Regions from separate parts of the Homo sapiens genome. Here region 1 is linked to region 2. The links are chromatin loops, found by intact Hi-C in ENCODE. Cell type or tissue: Calu3. All regions are shown on one strand. Links, peaks and the distances in the headings refer to the core of each region. The heading gives the core; the rest is flanking DNA. Region 1 has its middle 15 kb from the start of SIGLEC6. Region 2 has its middle 6.7 kb from the start of CEACAM18.

Evidence for each region. Hi-C counts contacts between places; a loop is a spot of excess contacts. Peaks named below come from ENCODE experiments on the same cell type or tissue, not always from the same donor. Only the 100,000 strongest peaks of a DNase experiment are listed, where the experiment ranks them.
Region 1: a loop joins it to region 2, with 4 times the contacts of the local background. A loop is called at or near these places in 3 of 110 quality-filtered maps.

What each region holds. Positions count from the first base shown.
Region 1 is chr19:51,540,626-51,552,289 of GRCh38, reverse strand. It overlaps the pseudogene SIGLEC28P. Among named protein-coding and RNA genes, the nearest start is that of SIGLEC6, 15 kb to the right of the region's middle. RefSeq lists an enhancer at 6,229-6,278. In Calu3, for the core only: no CTCF peak of the experiment used is centred there; a DNase peak (open chromatin) is centred at 5,369.
Region 2 is chr19:51,466,720-51,477,020 of GRCh38, reverse strand. It overlaps the pseudogene SIGLEC26P. Among named protein-coding and RNA genes, the nearest start is that of CEACAM18, 6.7 kb to the left of the region's middle. In Calu3, for the core only: a CTCF peak has its summit at 3,922 (motif pointing left); DNase peaks (open chromatin) are centred at 1,630 and 3,900.

The DNA of each region.
Region 1 (11,664 bases), core at 2,271-10,270, 73 kb before region 2:
GAAAAAAGAGTCCCGTGAGCTCAGAGATGGGGAGCTGTCCATGGGAGACCTAGCAGGCTATTCATTTCAAGAGAGAGAGAGGCCAGGAGAGGAATATTTGCTGGTCACTCCACAGAGGGGAGGAGTTGTAGAGGCTGGAAAACTGTGGAAAAGTCAAAGTGAAGAGACTGTGTATGTATATGTGCAGGCAGGGCCCACAGGAAGTGAGAGTAGGAGGAGAGACACAGGACAAGTTCTTTCTGCCTCACCCTGAACCCAAAGAGCTCACCTAAGTCTGGAGCCAGAGCTGGAGCCACGGCTGGAGCTGAGGACAGAGAGGGTTCCATTTTAGGAGAGTCTCAGTCTCACTCTCCTATGACCCTATGCAAGGGGCTCCAAGAAAAGCAACTGGGGAAAACAGACCCAGAAACTCCACATCTCTCTTGAGGGAAGTGGGGGTTGGTCTTCAGGTGGTGAGGAAGAGGAGGAAGGAAGGTCCCACCCTGCTGTGGTCAGGGGAGAGGAGAGCTCAGCTTTCATTTCCCCTGTAGTGGTCTGAGGGCAAAAGTAGCGTTTGCTGAAGGCAGAAATTTGGGAGAGGAACAATACATTCAATCCAGGAAGAGAATCTATCACTCCAAGGTTGTGCCCACTTCCAAGTGGGAGAGGCTAATCAGTGAAGACAGCCTAGTTCTCTCACTGTTTGGGGTGCTACTTGTAGACTGCCCAATCCTGTCACTGTTCGGGGCACCGCTTGTAAACTGCACGGACCTTGGGGGACTGAACAAAGGGGGACGAACGCGGGAACAAAGACAAGAGAACAAAAGAATGTGTTTGGAAGAAGGGGTCAGGGGGCACCTTGCCTCTAGTGGACAAGGGCCCTGAACTTTACACAGCCCTCCATATTTATTAGGCAAAAGAGATAGCGAGAAGGAGGGGTGGAAGAAGAGGTCAGCTGCTCCATCTAGAGTAGGCTTGCAAGACTGTATTCCTTGAACAGTAGGCCCTAGATGTCCCAGAAGATAACTTCAAGGAGCCGGCGCCAGGGAGTGACCGCCCTCAGCAAACCTTCTGGCGGCAGGTGCAGTCGTGAGTTTGCTCACATCCTGTATTCATGATAAACAGTTTGCTGTTTGATCATATAGCCTCCAGTGGAATGCTGAGTTGGTCACGATCTCTTTGGCCTTTTCGGCTCCCAACAAATCAGATGGTGTCAGCGGAATGTAGAACATCCTTTTCCGCTGCTGCCATTGCCCCAGCTGTGAGGGCAGCAGAGGCCTGAGGAAGAGGTTGCTCAGTCGGGCTGCAGCCACAGCTTGCTTCCCGGCAGCAGTCCCATGAGAATCAGCCGGCTGTGCTCTCACCTTTCAGTCAGTGACGGTGAAGAGGGAACCTTTGCATTCTGTGCCCAGCTTCATTCTCCAGTCCAATCCATGGGTTTTCTGGACTGACTTTAATCCAGTCCACACCCACCTTTGGATCCCAGAGGGGGCCCACAGACACCATAATCCCCCTGTGGCCACAAATAAGCCCTGTCAAAACTTGGAAGAAGGCTGGGCGCAGTGGCTCATGCCTGTAATCCTAGCACTTTGGGAGGCCGAGGTGGGTGGATCACCTGAGGTCAGCAGTTCTAGACCAGCCTGGCCAACATGGTGAAACTCCATCTCTACTAAAAATACAAAAATTAGCCAGGTGTAGAGGCAGGTGCCTGTAATCCCAGCTACTAGGGAGGCCAAGGCAGGAGAATCGCTTGAACCTGGGAGGTGGAAGTTGCAGTGAGCCGAGATTGTGCCACTGCACCCCAGCCTGGGTGACAGAGCGAGACTCCATCTCAAAAAAAAAAAAAAAAAAAAAAAAAAGAAAGAAAGAAAAGAAAAGAAAAGAAAAACCTGGAAGAGAGGACCTGGGGCAAAGCTAACCTCCTCAGAGACCCAAGGACCCACAGTTGCTCTCAGAGCATCAGATGTTCCAGATGCAGGAAAGTAGGAACACATCTCTAGGTCAGAGATATCACATGAAATATAGCTCCCAATGAATGACACTGCCTCTGACTGTGACCAGTAGAGAAGGGTCCCCAGGAGAGAGCCCCAGAGGCAGGAACATACCTGTTTCTTATCTGGAGAGTAAGGGAGAGGTGCAGGATCCTGGGGCTGAGGGCAGGGGAGGCCAACCCCAGGCTGACACTCTGGGGTCTCCCCTCTGAGTTTCTCCTCCTCTGTAGCTTGTATCAGATACCCATAATTTATATCCCTTTAAGCTTAAAGCCAGCCATCTTGGAGTCTAAACAGCACCATGCCAGGGGCTTGTGAAGGAAGATGCACCTCTCTTCCTGGGGTTCTGAAGCCCCCGCTTCAAGTCCTCAGTGTACCCCTGTATCCTAGGGTCCAAGATTGTGGCATCAGGCCTCCATGCCAGGTGACCTTCCTAGGAAGCGGTAGATCCATGGGTAGAACTATCTGAGGAGTCCAGCACATGGTTAAAAACCTAGGTGTGGCTTTTCAGGTTCGATCACAGGCAGTTGCAAAGGCTTTTCCTGGCAGGCCTCACTGGGAGACTCCACCCTCTTCACACTCGGTTGTGGTCAAGGACCCCACCTTTCTGGCCAGTCATGCGCTATGCATATTTGCATTTCTATCCCAGTTACATTTATTTCTAGGCCTCGTTTTCTGAGGCCTTGGACAGAGGTCTTCCACAGATGCCTCTGCTGAGACCACCTTGCGGGGGGCAGGAGGAGGAACCTTGAAGACACGTTTCCCCACTCTGACTCAGTACTCAGTTCTTTTCCACTCCTAGCCCTTCTCATGCCCCCACCCTTCCCAGGGTCTGTGGAACTGCCTGAGCCTTTTGTTCAGGGCTCCCTCCTCAGTGAGAGGACCCCGACCCCTATGTCTGTGTTGATCCATGAGCCACCTGACCCTCCAGCAGTGTGCACTGTTCCAGAGGGGTGGCAGGAAATGAAACAAGAAGAGTTGGTGCATTCTCTGGTTTAGACTCTTGCCTCTATCACTGCTGTCTGTGATTAAAGGCTTGATTCATTCTTTCAGTTTGGTCTATTGTTGCTTTAATCGGTGATCCTGCCACCTTGAAGCACAGCTCTCTCTCACAGCCCAGCTGAGCTCCTCATACCACCAGGCTCAGCATCCCCCTTGGATGTTGGCCAGGACACCTGGGTGGCTGAGGGCTGCCAGGATGGACAGGAAGGGTTCAGGGCCTGAGAGATTCAACGCCTGGTCAGGAGCTCGACTGGAGAAGGGAGGAGAAATCACAGCAGTCCCCACCTCAGCAGCTTTCCATGGATTTAGCCAAAGAGGCAGAGCAGCCATACTCCTCCGCATGGTGGTAGAAAATGGTGGCTTTCTCCATTCCAGATGCCAGATGCCAGATTCTCCACAGAATCTGGCTATTGGCCCCACCCAAGGAAATGGTACAGGTAGGAAAAAAACCTTCCCTCTGGGGTCGTGATGAAGGTGGGCTTGCTGCTTGCTCAGGACAGAAGTGGAGGCCCAGAGCTCCGACAGGAGAGGACTGAAGACATCCCAATGAGTCCCACTCCCCCTCACCCCGCTGCCCCCTGCAGTCTGCCCCTCCCACCCATCCCTGATAAAATTCTCACCACTGCTGTCACCAATGTGCAGCTCCTTCTCCTCCTACCTCCCTGGCCAGGCCATCTCAGCCATTCCCCAGCCCACAATTAAGCTTAAGATTGTGTGTTCCCCACCCCTCCCACTGGGGCCTTCTGTTTCCCCTTGGTGAACACATCCACCTCCCCTGAGTACAACCCCAGTAGGCTTTGTGAAACTCCCTACCCCTCCCTCTCCAGCCCAGACCTGCCCCCAAGCCCTGACGGTTCATCTCACCAGCTCTCTGCCATGACACCCCCAAGTCCCTGCTGCTTGAGTCGGGGCTCTGGGAGCCACTGCAGATGCTCCCCTCTCTCACGCATTATAAGAATTAAAGAAAGAAGAAGGAAACACAAAAAACAGCTGAACAGTTAAAGATAGGTTTATTTTGGAGACTAAACCTGAGAAGGGCTTCTGGCTGAGTTAGGTCAGAGGCACTCTCTTTTACCGACTAAGAGTTTTTAAGGATTCAGGGCGGTACAGCTTATCACAGGCTCAGAATGTTTCTGTGTCTCTTTGTCTTGCTTACCTGGGAGGGAGAGTTTTGTGTCTAATCCCATACGTCTTCCTGCAGCTGCAGGCATACCCCCTGAGTCTGCTTTTAGCTTCCCTATCTTAGTGTACCTAAAGGGGAAGGAATGTGTTTATTAGGGCCCACTGTTTTACTGGGGCCCATTGTATGAGTGTGAAGTTTGGTGGTTACCCAGGAGACTTTTCCCCCTCAGACATCCCTTTATGCCTGAGCTGTCTTATCTGTGTTTCACTGTCTGCTCTTTCCGGCTGCTTGTTGTCAGAAGATAAGTGATTTCCTTGAAATGCACGAGGCTAGAAAGGGAGCTGGAACTTAAAGTGGCAGTGTTAGTCTGAGATGATGGTGCTCCTGCTCTGTCATGCACCACCACCAACCCTGCAAAGTCCACTTTCTGAAAATGTCTCAAATTGCTTCTTTCTTCAATCACCAAGGTGACTTGTTTTGAGAGTCCCCAGCTAAACTGGGGCTTCAGTGCCAGAGTGGCTGATGACCCTGCCCTAATGGGAAATGAAGGAGAGCTGGACGTGGTGTCTACAGCGTACATTTCACAGGATCTTTCTCTTACGTGGAGGATGATCTAATGCCTGGTTGTCTGACCCATGACCATGGGTGCCTCACATGGGCAACTTGTTTAAGCTACAGATGCCCCTGTGGTTCTTTTCTGACCCGTGTTCACTTTATGCCTGCCTGACCATTTCCCTGGCACTGGAAGTCCACCCTTGTACCCTCCCAGGTGTCCTGGGGGGAAACCCAGCCTAGAGTAGCCACAGTTCTTCAGGTGGAGGGTGCAAGTTCAATGCACCATCAAGCTAGGAAATATGTTTAAAGATTTTTACTTATAAACTCCAGGCAATGAGGGTGTAATGAGTGGAGGGGGGGCAGTAATTAGTGGGGGGACCCAGTCCATCCCTGGGTCACCCGAGTCAGGAATGAGGAGTCAGGCAGAGTGAGAAAGAAAAGCACACGGCAACTGGCAGTACCTCTCAGGGAATCGGGTGTGGTTACTTTAAGTTCATGGGTAAATATCTGTGGTTCCCTTAAAGGTAGCAGCAGAAAAAGCAGGAAGGCAAGTCTGCTTTTACAGGAGAGATGCCGCTGGTTCTTTTATTTACCTATTGTTTTTTGTAGAGATGAGGTCCCTCTATATTACCCAGGCTGTCTTGAACTCCACTCAAGAGATCGACCCGCTCAGCCTCCCAAAGTGCTGGGGTTGGTTGAAGGGCATGAGTCACTGTGCCTGTCTAAGTTCTTATCTCTGGCCACCAGCTTGAGCCATTTGAGTGTGGTTTAGAACTGGAAGTTGTTAAGGATGACTGAGCCCCGCTTCTGGTATTTCAAAAGGACACTGAGGTCGCATGCAATTCTAAGAATTCACTACATTACTCTCTCCTTGAAGGCATGGTTCTTCCTTACCGAACAATCGCAACAGCTTTCTCTCTAGGCCCTTAGCCTGCAGTCTGGCCTTGGAGGGATCTATCTGACATGTATATATTATGGTGACCCTTTTCTGCATGAGAACCTTCCATGACTCCCTATTGTCCTTGGAGAAAGCTCAAGCCCATCATTGTTTCTGTCTTCCAGGACTACTTGAGTTAGTTGAGCGTCAGGAATGATGCAAATCTGTCTCTTTTACTTTTGTTTGAGAATGAATGCACACATGGAATGAATGAAGTGTTGCTGCTCTTACCTCACGTGGACCCTTTCATGCCTCTGGTGCTGATCTCTAGGAGACTGACCTCTGTGGGGGTCCCACGCCTGTGATTCATGGGGAACTGGCCAGGTGGCACCTGTTTCTCCAGTCACTTGTGCACAAGTCCAGGAGGCAGGACTTGGGGACTCCGGTCCTTCGTTGCTGCCTTACTTAGGGCAAGCCTCTTGCCTTGTCTGAGCAACATGCAGAAATGGAACTCAGTTTTCTTAAAGAGTTAATTACAATGGACTCATTGTGTGTCTGAAGTTCCCTTTACTGGGCTGGTCACCTCTTGTTCTCACCACAAGCTTCCTCTGCTGTCCCACACCTGTAGCTTTCCCTTCCCTTTCAGAGAGGTCTGCCCCTGGGTATGAGGCAGAGATGCCACTGCTGCTGACCCTGCATAGGCTGCGGGGACAGCAGCCCCCACTCAGGAGGCTCCAGAGCCCAAGGCTTAGTCTTTTCCTCACTCCAGGGCTCCTGGCTTAGGTTCTGGAACAGCTGCAGTTCCAGGAACCTGTGATGGTGCAGAAGGGCCTGTGTGTCCTCAGGCTGCAGAAATTTCCCTACTCCTGGACTTACTATGGAACCCTCCACCTGTGCTGGTTCCAGAAAGGGGTGGATGTAGACCACAATCCTCCAGTGACCAGGACAAATGCTTCATGGCAGGACCCAGGACCAATTCCTCCTGCCCAGGGACCTCAAGACCAGCAACTTCTCCCTGAGCATCAGAGGCACACACGGGGACTCTTTTTTTCTTTTCTTTTCTTTTTTTTTTTTTTTTTTTGGGATGGAGTCTCACTTTATCACCAGGCTGGAGTGCAGTTGCACAATCTTGGCTCACTGCAACCTCCGTCTCCCGGGTTCAAGAGATTCTCCTGCCTCAGCCTCCCAAGCAGCTGGGATTATAGGCACCCGTCACCATGCCCTGCTAATTTTTGTATTTTTAGTAGCGACAGGGTTTCACCATGTTGGCCAGGATAGTCTCAATCTCTTGACCTCATGATCTGCCCGCCTCGGCCTCCCAAAGTGCTGGGATTGCAGGGATAAGCCACTGCGCCCAGCCCACACGGACTCTTCAGAAAGGAGAAACCATTCAGGAAACATTCATATCTTGTAGGATGCTCTCTTGGAATATGACAAGTATGTTAAAAGCCCAGACACCAGAAATAAAGCAATGAAGGTTCTGCTCCTTCTAGAGGTGGTGGCATGCCGACAGCGTGAAAGGACCCTGGGGTGGGCTGATAACACTCAGAGGGTCCCCAAGCTCCTCTCTCTCCTCACCAGCCCTGACCCACAAGCCCAACATTTTCATCCCAGGGATTCTGGGGTACCAGTCACACCAGGAACCTTACCTGCTATGTGTTCTGGGCCTGTGAATGGGAGGAGCCCCCTCCACATTCTTCTGAATGGGGGTCTCCCTGTTGCATCTGGGCTCCAGGACCTTCGGCTCCTCAGTGCTCACGATCACCCCATGGCCCCAGGACCACAGCACCAACCTCACCTGGCAGGTGAAGTTCCCTGGAGCTGGTGTGACTACAGAGAGAACCATCCAGCTCAGTGTCTCCTGTGAGTGCTGGGGCCAGGATGCCTGGGTTCCTGAGGGTGTAGGGGGTAGAGGAGGGTCAGGGCAGGGGACACTTTGTGGCTATGTCCTGGAGGCCTGGCTGAGCAGGGGAACTAGAAGGACACAAGCTCTGTCTTTTGACATTCCTGTGGCTTCTGGGGTAGGGGAGGAGTACCTACTTTTACCTCATCTCCACCCCAAAGAAAGGGAAATTCTCTCTTCCTGTTCTAGATGCTCTAAGGAACCCAAGGATTGGTGTCTCTCTAGGAGACGGCACAGGTAGGACAGAGCCCCCTCCCTGGGGCTGAGGGAGCAGGGCCTGCAGCTTGGGGCAGGGCTGGGCTACTGCTTCTTCCTGGACTCAACTTCGTAACCTGAGACCCTCTTGTAAGTGAAACAGAGGTCTTCCCCATCGTTAGTCTCCAAGGCCACCTGAGCACCTGTCCCCATCCTCCCCTCACTCCCCTTGGCCTCTTCCACACACAACTCCCACTGGCCCCATAACAAGGGCAGGGTGCCATTCACATAGCAGATCCAGGCTTTGAGTCCCCACCTGCTGAATACTCCTCTTCCCTCATCTTCTTATTCTCCCCAGTAGTCCTGATCTAAGTTCTTCTGAACAGATGATATAGTCACATGGGTGAGAATTCAGAGTGCACAGTAGAATCTACCCTCAGACACCCGTCCCCTTCCCCAGAATCCGCCAGTGTCTGTCCTGGCTGCGCTGCGCCTTGATTTGCTTGCCCGAAGGATCTCAGTGATGGTTTAACATCAGTAGTGACATCAGAGTGACATTACTCTCCTCCAGTACTGTGGGTGATTCCACTGTGTGGATGGACTCCAATTTCGTGGCATCAAAAATGTGGACTCTGATTTTGTGCCTAATGGAATATCATGGCACTAATTTTATCTTACCAACAGTAACACTGCAATAAATAATCTTGTATCTACTGCCACAAGTGTACATCTATGCCTGTGAAATCAGTTCTTAAATGCAAAATAGTTGGGTCATATGTTCTTTCTAATTTTGAAAAAATATGGCCATGGAGAACCCATGAAGGTGAACAAGGTTACACGCGCAACAGGGAGGGGTAAAAGTGTATGTATTCACCTACCCATTGTGGGGCAAAACTTTTTTTTTTATTTTTTGAGATAGAGTCTCACTCTGTTGCCCAGGCTGGACTGCAGTGGTGTGATCTTGGCTCACTGCAACCTCTGCCTCCCAGGTTCAAGCAATTCTTGTGCCTCAGCCTCCCTAGCAGCTGGGATTACAGGCATGTGCCACCACACCCAGGTAATTTCTTTTGTATTTTTAGTAGAGACAGGGTTTTGCTATGTTGGCCAAGCTGGTCTTGAACTCCTGGCCTCAAGTGATCTGCCCACCTCAGCATCCCAAAGTGCTGGGATACAGGTGTGAGCCACTGCTCCCAGCCGGGGCAAAACTTTTTGAAATCAGGGCCTGTGGTGGAGGTGGTCTTGGTGGCTGTCGGGGAGGCGGCTGTGAAGATCCTGCCTATCTGCCTCTGCTTCCTCTTCCTCAGCTGAGCGCTGCCCCAGGGACCAAGGAGAGATGTGGGGAGTACAGGGGACATGGTGCTGAATCCCAGGTCCCAGTGCTGGAGGAATCTGAAGGCTCAAGAGGGCCAGGCAGTAGGCTGAATTGTGGCGAGAATTCCACATGGACCAATTGTTGTCTGACCTCGGCTTTCACTGAATGTCCGGGCTGGGAGGTTCCTGCTCTCATTAGGGAGGTTCTGGGGGCTAGGCCTGCTCTCTCCACCCCAGTCCCCTCCTGCCCCTTAGCAGGGCACGGGGAGATGAGTCTGCTGCCCTCTGCACCCCGATCCGGCCACACTGGCAGGCCTTTGTCTTTTTACTCACTGTCAGTTTCTGCAGGAAGGAAGGGCAGCAGCAGGCGTGGAGGCTGCAGACCCTGTCACGGGCTAATCTCTCAGGGGTTGTGGGCATCTCATCCTCAACATCCCACTGGACACCTCCCCCTCAATGGCCTCCAGGATTGCTCTGCTCAGTATGGCTTAAGTTGAGCTGCCCATCTTCTTCCCCCAACCCACTTCTCCTGGGATCCCCATCCTACTGATGACATAGTGGCTCCCATCTCTAAAGTCAGAACCAGGATATGGGTCTTCACCTTCACCTCCCTCCCTCCTCCAGATCCCACAAATCACTAATTCTTGTCCCTCCTTCTAAGCAGGGTTCATCCTGGGGCCCTTTTCTCCATCTTGGCCCTGGTCATGCCTGGGGCCTCGCCTCCTCCCTGAACACTGAGCCCTCCTCACCTCCTGCCTCCATCTCTCCCAACACAGACTCCAGACTCCGTTTCCAGATGCCTCCTCATCCAGTTCCTCCACAGTCTGAGCAGCCGTGTTTCCTCTCTGGTGCTGGAGAACAAGGGGAAAATGCCACAGCCTGGAATGGAGGCCTTGCACAGTCTGTTCCTGGCCAGACTCTCCACCCAAAGTCTCTGCAGGCCAAGCCCTCTGTGGCTCTGAGACTTTGCGTGTGTAATTCCTTCTCCTGAAATGCCCTTCCCTCCCATTCCTGCCAATCTAGGTCCCAATTGTCCTTCAGGCTCAGTCTTAATGTCACTCAGGGTTGTGTGTGTGTTGTGTGCATGTGTGTGTGTATGTGTGTGTGTGTAATTCTTATTTGGTTCTGAGTGGAGCAGAGGCATTATTGGTGATAGACACGAAGCGACTAACTTCAGTGACTCTACTGAGCATCCATTATGTGTCAGCATTATTATTGGCACCAGGGGTTCATCAGTAGACACAGCACGAAAAAAATCTCTGTCTTCAAGAAGCTATCATTCTAGAGACAGGAAAAGTACAAATGAAAAGAAATAATAAATAAAATAAGAGCATGTGGGGTGGAGATCTGTGTTTGGAGAAAAAGCATGCAGGGAAAGAAACATAAGATAGACTGGGGAACCGTTTCTTATCTGATAATGAGGGGAGGTGGTGTGTGAGCAAAGGCATGAAGGTGCTGAGCAGGGAGGCTCTGTGTCTGAATGAGAGACAAGCATCCCAGCAAGAGGGAAGGGGAGCAGTGAGTGCATTGCTCAGAGGCAGCAGCAGGCCTGGGCATTGCAGACACAGCCAGAGCCCCAGTCTGAGAGCAGAAGGAGGCAGAGGAGGGAGCAGCGGGGATGACAGGGCAGCCTGCGTGGGGCCCTGAGGCTACGCAGGAACCTGGAGCCTTTGGAGAGAGCAGAGGCTTGACTGGACTCTCACTCTAACAGGACCCTCAGCTGCTCTGGTCAGAGCAGAACCGCGTGTGTCACGGCAGCCAAGGAGGCTGGGAAGGTGCTGCTGGGTCATCCAGGAGGAGGCATGGGGCTGAGCCAGGGAGGCAGGATGGGGTAAGGATGTGTTTTTGGATGTGAGTGGAAGGTCAGGCTCACAGAATTTTCTAATGAGTGTTGTCAGGGAGGGGAAGGGAAGAGCAAGGATGGGGCCAGAATGTTCCTCTGAGCACCTGGAAGGAAAGAGCTGTGTCCATGGAGGACTGCAGACGGGTGGCTTTCAGGGGCGATGATAATTCTGAGAATCCCCCTGACATCTGAATGGGGATAGGAGGGAGACAGCTGAATGCAAATGTCTGGAGCTCAGGAGAGGGGTCCAGGATGGAGATGTTTCAATGCACAGCTGGAGTAAAGTGATGACCACAGATGAGGAGAGACAGGGGTGAGGACAGACGGAGAAGTGGGCACCTTTGTCACTCATGATCTTTGCAACGGCAGGTTTTTTTGTTTATTAATTCCAAAAATTTATTTGGATTCCATCTGGAGTTTTAAAATTTTATTTGTTTATTATATTTTTTAGAAGGTTCTTACTTTGTTGCCCAGGTGGGAGTGTGGTGGCTTTTCATAGGTATGATTGTCATAGCCCACTGTAGCCTGGAATTCCTGGGCTCAAGCTATCCTCCTTCACAGCCGCCTCTTGAATAGTGGGAACAGCAGGTACCCGCCATCGTGCCTGGTGCCTTTGGATTTTTCAAAGCAATATTTCCAGCCTTATTGAGGTGTAATTAAAAATAAATATTGTATTTATTTACAGCATACAATGTGATGTTTTGTGGACATTTCCTTTGTGTTTTATCATTATTCTATTTTAATAGACAAATAAAATTGTGTATATTTATGATATGTAACATAATGCTTTAAAATATGTGTACATTGTGTAATGAAGAAATAAGCTAATATATGCATTGCCATCTCACACTTATCAACCCCTTTGCACTTTAAAGTAACACCTTA
Region 2 (10,301 bases), core at 478-8,477:
GAATTTATTATAAAAATTTTTGATTTACATACTTACATATTTATGTAATATTATTAACATTTACATATTTATACATATATTTTATATGTATAACTATATAAGTATGTAAAATAAATATAAAATTATTTATTGTCATTTAAAGAATACCGTTTTTTAAAACCACCCAGAGATACAACCAGCTGTTTTCTATGTGTCTTTTCAGTTTGGGTATGTTATAGCTGGCATACGCATGCACATATGAATCTCTTTTATTAGAGCAGAATTATATCATTAAATTTTTGTTTTTATTAGGGCTTTTCAAATGTTAAACCCAAGTTTTGTCAGAGTAAGGTGAATATGCACCTCTGGATGTCTACTGGTTTAGAAAATATCTTTGAAGTCTTCTGTGCCCTGAAAACCCATATGAATATTTGCAGCCTACAGCCAGACACCTCCATGTTAGTTTTAATAGGAAAATAACGCATTCGTTACCACTGATGTTAGTTAATTGGCCTGCCCCAGTATTACCGTGTAAATGGTGCCTCTGAAATATATACAAAGTGGATCTTCTGGCTTTAGCTCCCTTGAAGCACTCCCCACATTCTGCCTCAGGTCCTGGACTCTCATGGGAGAAGCATGGCTTTGCACCATCACTGTTCATTATTCATGGCTGTGTAGTATTCCACTGGATTGGATATGGGTTGAGTTATTCAACCAATCCTCTATTTGCAATCATTTATGTCCTTTAAGTTTTGTTTTTTTTTTTCCAGACAGAGTCTCACTCTGTCCTCCAGGCTGGAGGTCAGTAGTGTGATCCAGGCTCACTGCAACCTCTGCCTCCTGAGTTCAAGTGATTCTCATGCCTCAGCCTCCAGAGTAGCTGGGATTACAGGCATGTGCCATCACATCGGGCTAATATTTTTTGTATTTTTAGTAGAGACGGGATTTTGCCATGTTGGCCAGGCTGGTCTTCAACTCCTGGGTTCAAGTGATCCATCCCCCTTGGCATCCCAAGTGTTGGGATTACAGGCATGAGCCACTGGGCCAGGCCGGGTTCTTTCAATTAAAAAACACGATATTTTAGAGCAGTTTTAGGTTTACAGCAAAATTCAGAGGAAGGTACAGAGGTTTTTCATATATCACCTGCCCTCCCGCATGCACAGCCACCCCCATTATCAACAGCCCCACCACAGTGGTACATTCATTGCATTTGATGAGCTCACGTTGACGCAATATTAGCACCCAAAGCCCACAGTTTATATTAGAGTTCTTTTTTTTTTTTTTTTTTTTTTTGAGATAGAGTCTTCCTCTGTCGCCAGGCTGGAGTGCAGTGGCACAATCTCGGCTCACTCAACCTCCACCTCCCAGGTTCAAGCGATTCCCCTGTCTCACCCTCCCAAGTAGCTGGGACTACAGGCACACACCACCACGCCTGGCTAATTCTTTGTGTTTTAGTAGAGATGGGGTTTCCCCATGTTGTTCAGAATGGTCTCAATCTCTGACCTCGTGATCCACCCACCTTGGCCTCCCAAAGTGCTGGGATTACAGGCGTGAGCCACCATGCCTGGCCCACTTTTTTTTGTACACAGCAGCATGAACAGCTTTTGCCTAGTCCCATTTGTAGATCCGTGATTAATCCCAGAGGTGAACTTGCACAGGAAAGAACTCAACCCTACTTAAATAGAGGTCTGGACTTTGCTCTCAGCTACTGGGAGGGAACTCTAAGCCCCTGGAATATCTCACCTGATAGGAATGTCTTTATTTACCTTAGTGCCTTGCCCAATAATATGACTAATATTCATAATAATATGACTAAATAGTTATATTCGTCTAATAATATGACCACCAAATAGTCTAATAATATGACTAATGGTAGGGACTTTGGGTCACTGTTGTCAGCTCTATCTCTAGAGCAGCTGAAGCTAAGATCAGCCATGTGAACAGCCATCCATATCTACATGGCAAAGCCACAATAAAAACCCTGGGCATCAAGGCTTAGGTGAGTGTCCCTGGTTGGTGACACTCTATGCATGTTGTCACACGTCATGTAAGGAGGAATTACTGCTGTCTGTGATTGTACTGGGAGGGGACAACTGGAAACTACACATTTGGAATTCACTGGACCCTGCCCCATGCTCTTCTCCCCTTGGCTGACTTTAATCTGTATCCTTTTGCTGTAATGAGACATAACATGAGAATAAGAGCTTTCAGTGAGTTCTGTGAGTCCTACTTGTGAACTGTCGAAACTGAAGGTGATCAGGGGACCCCTGAGTGTGAAGCTGGAGTTAGAAGTGAGGATGGTCTTGTGCACTGCCCCCAAATTACTGAGGACTGCTGGGTCAAAGGCTGTACAGGCTGTTTGAGGAAAGACCATGGTTAAGAGGGGGGATTCCTGGTCACACTGTCTGGTTTGAACCTAATGCTGCCACTTACCTGCCACGTGATCTCAGTTAAGTTTCCTATCTCCGCTAAGCTTTGCTTTCTACACCTGTAAAATGGGGACATTACCTTAGAAAATTAACACAGAAACAGAAAACCAATGCCGCATGTTCTCACTTATAAGTGGCAGTTAAAAGAGGAGAACACTTGGACACATAGAGGGGAACATCAGACACTGGGGCCTCCTTGAGGGTGGACAGTAAGAGGAGGGAGAGGAGCAGAAAAAATAGCTATTGGGTACTAGGCATAGTACCTGGGTAATGAAATAATCTGTACAAAAAACTTCCATGACACAAGTTTACCTATATAACAAATCTGCACGTGTACCCCGAACCTAAAATAAAGGTTAAGAAATAAAAAATTTAAATAAATTTAAAAGAATCTTAGGGTCTACAACTACTATGTACCCACAAAAATTAAAAAGAAAAAGAAATTGTTTTTAATAGGGATGTAAAATGTTTCCTCTTCATAGGGCTGTTCAGAAAAAACTACAGAAGAAAGTGTAGAACGTAGAATCCTTCTTAGCTGGGTTCTCATGTCTGAGGTCCTTATTACTAAGGAAAAAGAGAGAGTGGATACTGAGAGGAGACCAGCAACCACAGCCACAGAGAGCGTCCGATCAGCTCCATTTGGCTGCACCAACATGAAGCATTCCTTTTAGACACAGCATTGTGCCATGTCCCTGAAGAAACATGTACCTCCCTCCATCTAGACTGTGCATGGTCAGTGATGCCTAGTCTGAACAATCAGGATGAAGATGGCAGAACTGGTTTCATTCAGAGCCCATGGCATGACCCTTACTGTCTCATGCAACGACACCCTCATGAGGACCCTGCTGTTAGGAGAGGAGTGCAGGTTTGGAGGGTGCCTTGAGCTTCAAAGACTCACTCTCATTCCCTTAAGCAGACCCCAGAGCTAGACCTGACCCATCCCATCCGGGATCCCCCATAACTTGGAGAATTTCTTCTGAAACCCTGTCTCTCCAGTCAGGAGTGGCAGCATCCACTGCTCACCTATGGACAGGAAGCAGCCTGGGGAGCAGACCCAAGAGGCCCCTCAGTCTATTTCTGGAGCCCAGCTTTGTACCTTTTTATTAAGAGAGCAGAACGTCATAGTCCCTCCCAGGGCAAAGTTCTGCCTGGCACAGCCAGAGCGAATGCTAATGAACAGCCACTCCTTCCTGTCTATCTATCTTGGAGATCACAAAAAATGTTAAGTTGGGATCTCTGAGGCGCTGTACATAAGGTGGGTTTCTCACAGCCCCCTACTCTGGTTTTTGCCACAAGAGGTAGCTGTTATAACTTAATGTTATTTGTAATGTTATTGTTATTGTTAATGTCATTCTTGTTATTTTCCATCTCACTCCCATCTTTGGAAGCTGACTGGAGGCTCCTGCCTCTCACCCTCTCTATCCACTTCTTACTCCTATCCACAGGAGGTTGTACAAAGATTAGGGTGGATGCATCGCACAACTCTATGGCTCCCCCTGGTGGTGAGATGCATTTGAGGTGATGGGTTTGCCCAGACACCGCCGCCTTCTGTGTACATCAAATCTCCATCTGTTCCTCTCCCAGCAAGACACTTCTGATTGGATTTAAGGATCAACTCGATAATTCAGGATGAGCTACACTGGTCAAAAGCCTCTATATTATATACATACAATGAAATACCTTAAAAAGAAGGAGATTCTGACACGTGTTGCAACTTAGATGAAGCTTGGAGACACTATGCCACATGAAATTAGCCAGTCACAAAAGTTACCAATACTGTATGATTCCACTTATAGGAGGTATCTAGAATAGGCAAATTCATAGACAGAAAGTAGAAAGTTGGCTGCCGTGGGCTGGGAGCAGGACGGAATAGGGAGTTATCTTTCAGTGGGTACAGAGTTTCAATTTGGCAAGATGAAGACATTTCTGGAGATCAATGGTTGATAATTGCATAAGAGTGTGAAAGTACTTAATGCCACTTACCTGTGCACTGAAAAATGATTAAAATGGTAATTTTTGTTATGTGTATTTTAAGACGGATTTTAAAAAGCACTAAAGATTTGATCAGCCTCCTCATCAAAGAAGAAAAACTCATGGCAAATAATCACATGAATGGAAACATTCCCAACGCCATTTGCTCTTATGAAATCGTGGATTAGAACTAGAATGAGGTGGCAGTACATACCTATTAGAATGGCTACAAAACCAAACCAAAAGAAAAATAAATTTTACACATTCCTGATAATACCAAATATTAATGAGAATGTAGAGCAACCAGAACTCACATGTTTTGCTGGTGGGGATATGAAGTGGCACTCACACTTTGGAGAACACTTTGACAATTTCTTTTTCTTTTTCTTTTTTTAGACAGAGTCTCACTGTGTCGCCCAGGCTGAAGTGCAGTGGCACGATCTCGGCTCACTGCAGCCTCCGTCTCCCAGTTTCAAGCGATTCACCTGCCTCAGTCTCCTGAGTAGCTGGGATAGCAGGCACCCACCACACCTAGCTAATTTTTGTATTTTTAGTAGAGATGGGGTCTCGCCATGTTGGCCAGGCTGGTCTTGAACTCCTGACCTCAAATGATCCACCCGCCTCAGCCTCCCAAAGTTCTGGGATTACAGGCGTGAGCCACCGCACCCAGCTGCGATTTCTTATAACTTACACATGTGACTAAGCACCCAACTCCTAGGTATTTATGCAAGAGAAAAAAAAACTAGTGTCCACACACAGAAATCTGCATGGGAATATTTGTACTAGCTTTATATTATATTCACCAAAACCTGGAAACATTCTGAGTATCTGTCAAACAGTGAATATATACAAAATGGGGGATCTGTGGAAAACAATGAAGTATGAGTCAGCAATTTAAAAACAAAAACAAATTATTCATATATATACCCAATCACATAGCTGAGTCTCAAATGCATTACACCGAGTGAATGAATCCAAGGAATCCAAGCCATATTCTTAACTTTAAAATAACTTACAACAAGGTATTATATTACTTATTAAAACCTCAATTATTTATATAGTAAGTGAAGATACAAATAGCTCTCCATGTTAATAAGGACAAATGAGCATTTATCTAGATAATACTGTAATAAATATTTTACTAATATATGGTGCCAAATAGTATTATGTCCTAGATTTCAAGAGTTCGTTGGATGCATACGATACAGAGTGAGATGGAAAATCACGTAGCTGAACCTAAAATTGCTTTTTATCCATTAAGTTTTTTATTTTGATTTTTATTTATTTATTTATTTTGAAACTTAAAGGTATTGGCCAGGACATTTAACTGTGTGACTGTCAGGAAGGTCACACCCGGGTATAGTCAGATATGTGTCATATGATTTAGCGAGGCAAATTTCCAAATCCTCAGATAAGAGAACAGCATGACCACATTGTCTGAGACTCTTCATAGACAAGAGGGAGGAAGAGGATTAGGAAACACCAGAAAAACTAAATTCCAACAAGACAATTATAAATGCATGTCAATGCCCAAACAAGCAACTCATGAAAGAAAAATAGAGACCGGACGCGGTGGCTCACACCTGTAGTCCTAGCACTTTGGGAGGACGAGGTGGGCGGATCACCTGAGGTCGGGAGTTCGAGACCAGCCTGACCAACATGGAGAAACCCTGTCTCTACTAAAAATACAAAATTAGCCAGGCATGGTGGCGCATGCTTGTAATCCCAGCTACTCAGGAGGCTGAGGCAGGAGAATTGCTTGAACCTGGGATGCAGAGGTTGTGGTGAGCCGAGATCGTGCCATTGCACTCCAGCCTGGGCAACAAGAGCAAAACTTCATCTCAAAAAAAAAAAAAAAAAAAAAAGTAAAGAAAAAAGAAAAGAAAAATACAAATAGCCATAAACATGAAAAATGGAACCTAAAATTTTAATTTTGTCTGTATACTCATGTTGTCTGAAAATATTATGTCTTATGAGCCTCATTTAACTGTGAGCAGCATATTTTTACATGAAAGGAAATGCTAATCTCTATGAAGAGGACCTCAAATAAATCACTTCTGTCCACACTACACAGAATGGCAACATCCATGGAAAAGAAGTTTCTTCTGCACTGCAGTCCATAGAATATGTGTCCTTCCTTTTGGTTTACAAGAAGATCCTGCATGGTTCTTATTCTGAAGATGTCATTCAAATTTTGTAAATCAGCATACCAGTTGTCAGGGAAAAAAATTCAGTACTCAAGTTTTTTTAAAATACCTAGTATTGGCCGGGCGTGGTGGCTCATGCCTGTGGTCCCAGCACTTTGGTAGGCCGAGGCAGGTGGATCATGAGGTCAGGAGTTCGAGACGAGCCTGACCAACATGGTGAAACCCCATTTCTACTTAAAAAAAAATACAAAAATTAGCTGGGTGTGGTGGCAGACACCTGTAATCCCAGCTACTCAGGAGCTACTCAGGAGGCTGAGGCAGGAGAATCACTTGAACCCAGGAGGCAGAGGTTGCAGTGAGCTAAGATTGCACCACTGCACTCCAGCATGAGCGACAGAGCGAGACTCAGTCTCAAAAAAAACCACCTAGAATTCTACCATGACATACGGCAAATTCACCAGTGTCCACAGCTCTAAAGCCAGTGTGTGTGTGTGTGTGTGTGTGTGTGTGTATGGTGAGGACATGAGGCTATGGGTGGGGGCCATCTCAAGGGTGGGGACCAGGTCCCTGGCATCTTTTCTCCAGCCCCACTGACACACAGATGCTCACTGTGTGTTTGGTGAATGAATGAATGTATGAATGAGTGAATGGCTACCACCCACACTGCACCCAGGACCCTTCTTCTTTTCACTGTCCCAGACACTCCCACAGAACCTACAGAATCCTCCATCCTGCAGGACTGACTTCCTCATGACTCTAGATGAGGTTGTGACTCTCTGGGACCAGACCAGGAGTGACATGTTCCCAGGTATAAACGGTGGTGCACAAAAAAGCACCTCAGGGTGGGAGAACCTTAGACCCTCATGAGTGTCCCATGCCTCAGATGTCCCCAGAGATCCTAGTCCAGGCTCTGGTGGTGGAGGGAAGCTCTCAGATGAGAGGAAATATAAGATCTCTGCTCCTTATTTGCTCCCCTCTGGGGAGGTCTCTGGAGTCTCCCTCTGCTCTGTGCAGAGGGGATGAGCTCTGACCACGTGTAGGTCTGAGGTTTTTCTTCTGTGAACCGCCAAGTCCTCCTGCTTCTCCTCAGCCTCCAATGGGCCCTCAAACCTTCCCCTCCAATCCCTTCCCCTTCTCTCATTACACAGGGAGTCCAGGAACCCTCTGCCTAAGAGACGCTGCTGCCCCTGCAGTGGATAGGTGAGTGGGCCATGGGGAGAGGGACTCTGGGGCTGAACTGAGCTGACCCTCGTTTCTCCACTGGAGCCCTGGCTCAGGATGCAGTTTTCTAGCTGGAAGTGCAGGAGTCTGTGACTGTACAGGAGTGTCTGTGCACCCTCATGCCTTGCTCATTCTCCTATCTCCACCCTACTACACGAATAACTCTGTTCATGACTACTGGTTCCGGGAAGGAGGCAAGGAATTCTGGGACACTTCAGAGCCCACAAACAACCCAAATTGAAAAATGAAGGAGGAGACCCTGGGCCTTTTCTGCCTCTTCAGGAATCCCCAGAGGAACAACTGCTCCCAGAGTATCATAGATGCCAGAAGGAGGTGAACAATGGTTCACATTTCTTTCAGGTGGAGAGAGGAAGTACCAAATACAGGTTATAATCTCCCCAGTTCTCTTTGTGTGTGACTGGTAAGAAACCAGCTCCAGGACTGACCACAGGGGAAAGTCAAAGGGGCTGCAGGGCAGGGTAGGGCTGGGATGGGGTCCCTGTCCTGGGAGGGAGTTGGGCATAAAGCATGCCGGGGGTTTGGGGGAGGAGCTAGACCAGAGCCTGAGCTTCCCCCAGGGCTTCACCTTGGACCTACCCTTTTGATCCTGCATGCCCCCCATCTCCTCACTAACCCTGACTCATATACCCAACATTCTCATCCTGGAGACCCTAGAGTCCAGCCACCTCTGAAACCTGACCTGATCTGTGCGCTGGGCCTATAAGCAGGAGACACCCCCTTATCATTTCCTGGATGTCAGCTGCCCCCACTTCTCTGAGCCCCAGGACCACCCATTCCTTGGCGTTCACAATCACCTCAAGGCTCCAGGACCATGGCACCAACCTGACCTGTCAGGTGAAGTTTCTCAGAGCTGGTGTGACTGCAGAGAGAACCATCCAGCTCAATGTCTCCTATGAGTGCTGGGCCAGGATGCCTGGGTTCCTGAGGGTGTGGTGGGGACAGGACAGCTGGAGCTGAGGACACTTGATATCCTGGAGGACTGGCTGAGCAGGGGAACAGGAAGGACACAAGCCCTGTCCCTTCTGCATGCCTTCGGCTTCTAGGAGGAGTAGGAGGAAATGCTTACCCTTATCTCCTCCCCACCTCCAACTGAAGGAAGTCCTCTCTTCCTGTCCAAGAGGTTCCACAAAACCTGACAACTAGTGTCTCCCTAGGAGATAGATCAGATAGGAGGGCACCTCTCTACATGCAGCTGTTACTGGATTGTTTGTAGGGGGGTTTTGGCTGTTGAGGTGTTTGAGTTCCTTGTATAGTTTGGATATTAATCCCCTGACAGATGAATAGTTTGCAAATATTTTCTCCCATTTTGTAGGTTGCCTTTTCACTCCGTTGATTGATTCCTTCGCTGTGCAGAAGTGTTGTAGTTTGACAGAATGTCATTTGTTTATTTTTGCTTTTGTTACCTGTGCTTTTGCGGTCTTATTTATAAAATCTTTTCCTAGACAAATGACCTGAAGCATTGCCCCTGTGTTTTCTTACAGTAGTTTTAGAGTTTGGGTTCTTTAATTTAGCTATTTGATCCATTATGAGCTGATTTGTATGTAGGGTGAAAGGTGGAGATGTAGTTTCATTCTTTTGCGTATGGGTAATTTTCCCAGCACCATATTGAAGAAACCGTCCTTTCCCTAATGAGTGTTCTTGGCATTTTTGTAAAAATCAGTTGGCAGTGGATAACATGAATTAATTTATGGGTTCTCTATTATGTTCCATTTGCCTGTGTACTGGTTTTTATGCCAGTATCATGCGTCTGGGTTGCCACAGCTTTGTGGTATATTTTGAAGTCTGATCGTGTGATGCCTCCAGCTTTGTTCTTTTTGCTCAGGATTGCTTTGGATATTCAGGTCTTTTGCAGTTCCATACAAATTTTAAGACTTTTTTCTATTTCTGTGAAGAATGTCATTGATATTTTCATAGAGATCACATTGAATCTGTAGATTACTTTGAATGGCATGGTCATTTTAACAATATTAATTCTACTCCATTTGTTTGTATCCTGCTCAGTTTCTTCCATCAGTGTTTTGTAGCTTTCCTTGCAGAGCTCGTTCACCTCTTTGATTAAACATGTTCCTAAGTATTTCATTGCTTATAGGTATTGTAAATGGGATGCTTTCTTGATTTCTTTATTAGCTAATTTTTTGTTGGCGTATAGCAACACTACTCATTTTTGTATGTTGATTTTGTATCCTGCAAATTTGCTGAATTCGTTTATCAATGCTAAGAGTTTTTTGGTAGTCTTTAGGTTTTTCTATAGGTAAGATCATGTTTATCTGCAAACAGAGACAATTTGACTTCCTCCTTCCAAATCCGGATGATCCTTGTTGTTTTGGTTTTTGTTTTTCCTCTTGTGTAATTGCACTGGCTGGAACTTTCAGTACTATGTTGAATAAGAGTGGTGAGAGTGGATATATTTGTCTTGTTCCACTTCTTAGAGGAAAAGCTTCCTACACTACTCCATTTACTATGATGTTAGCTATGGGTTTTTCTATGTGGTCTTTTTGGGGTTGAGTTACTTTACTTTCATAACTAATTTATT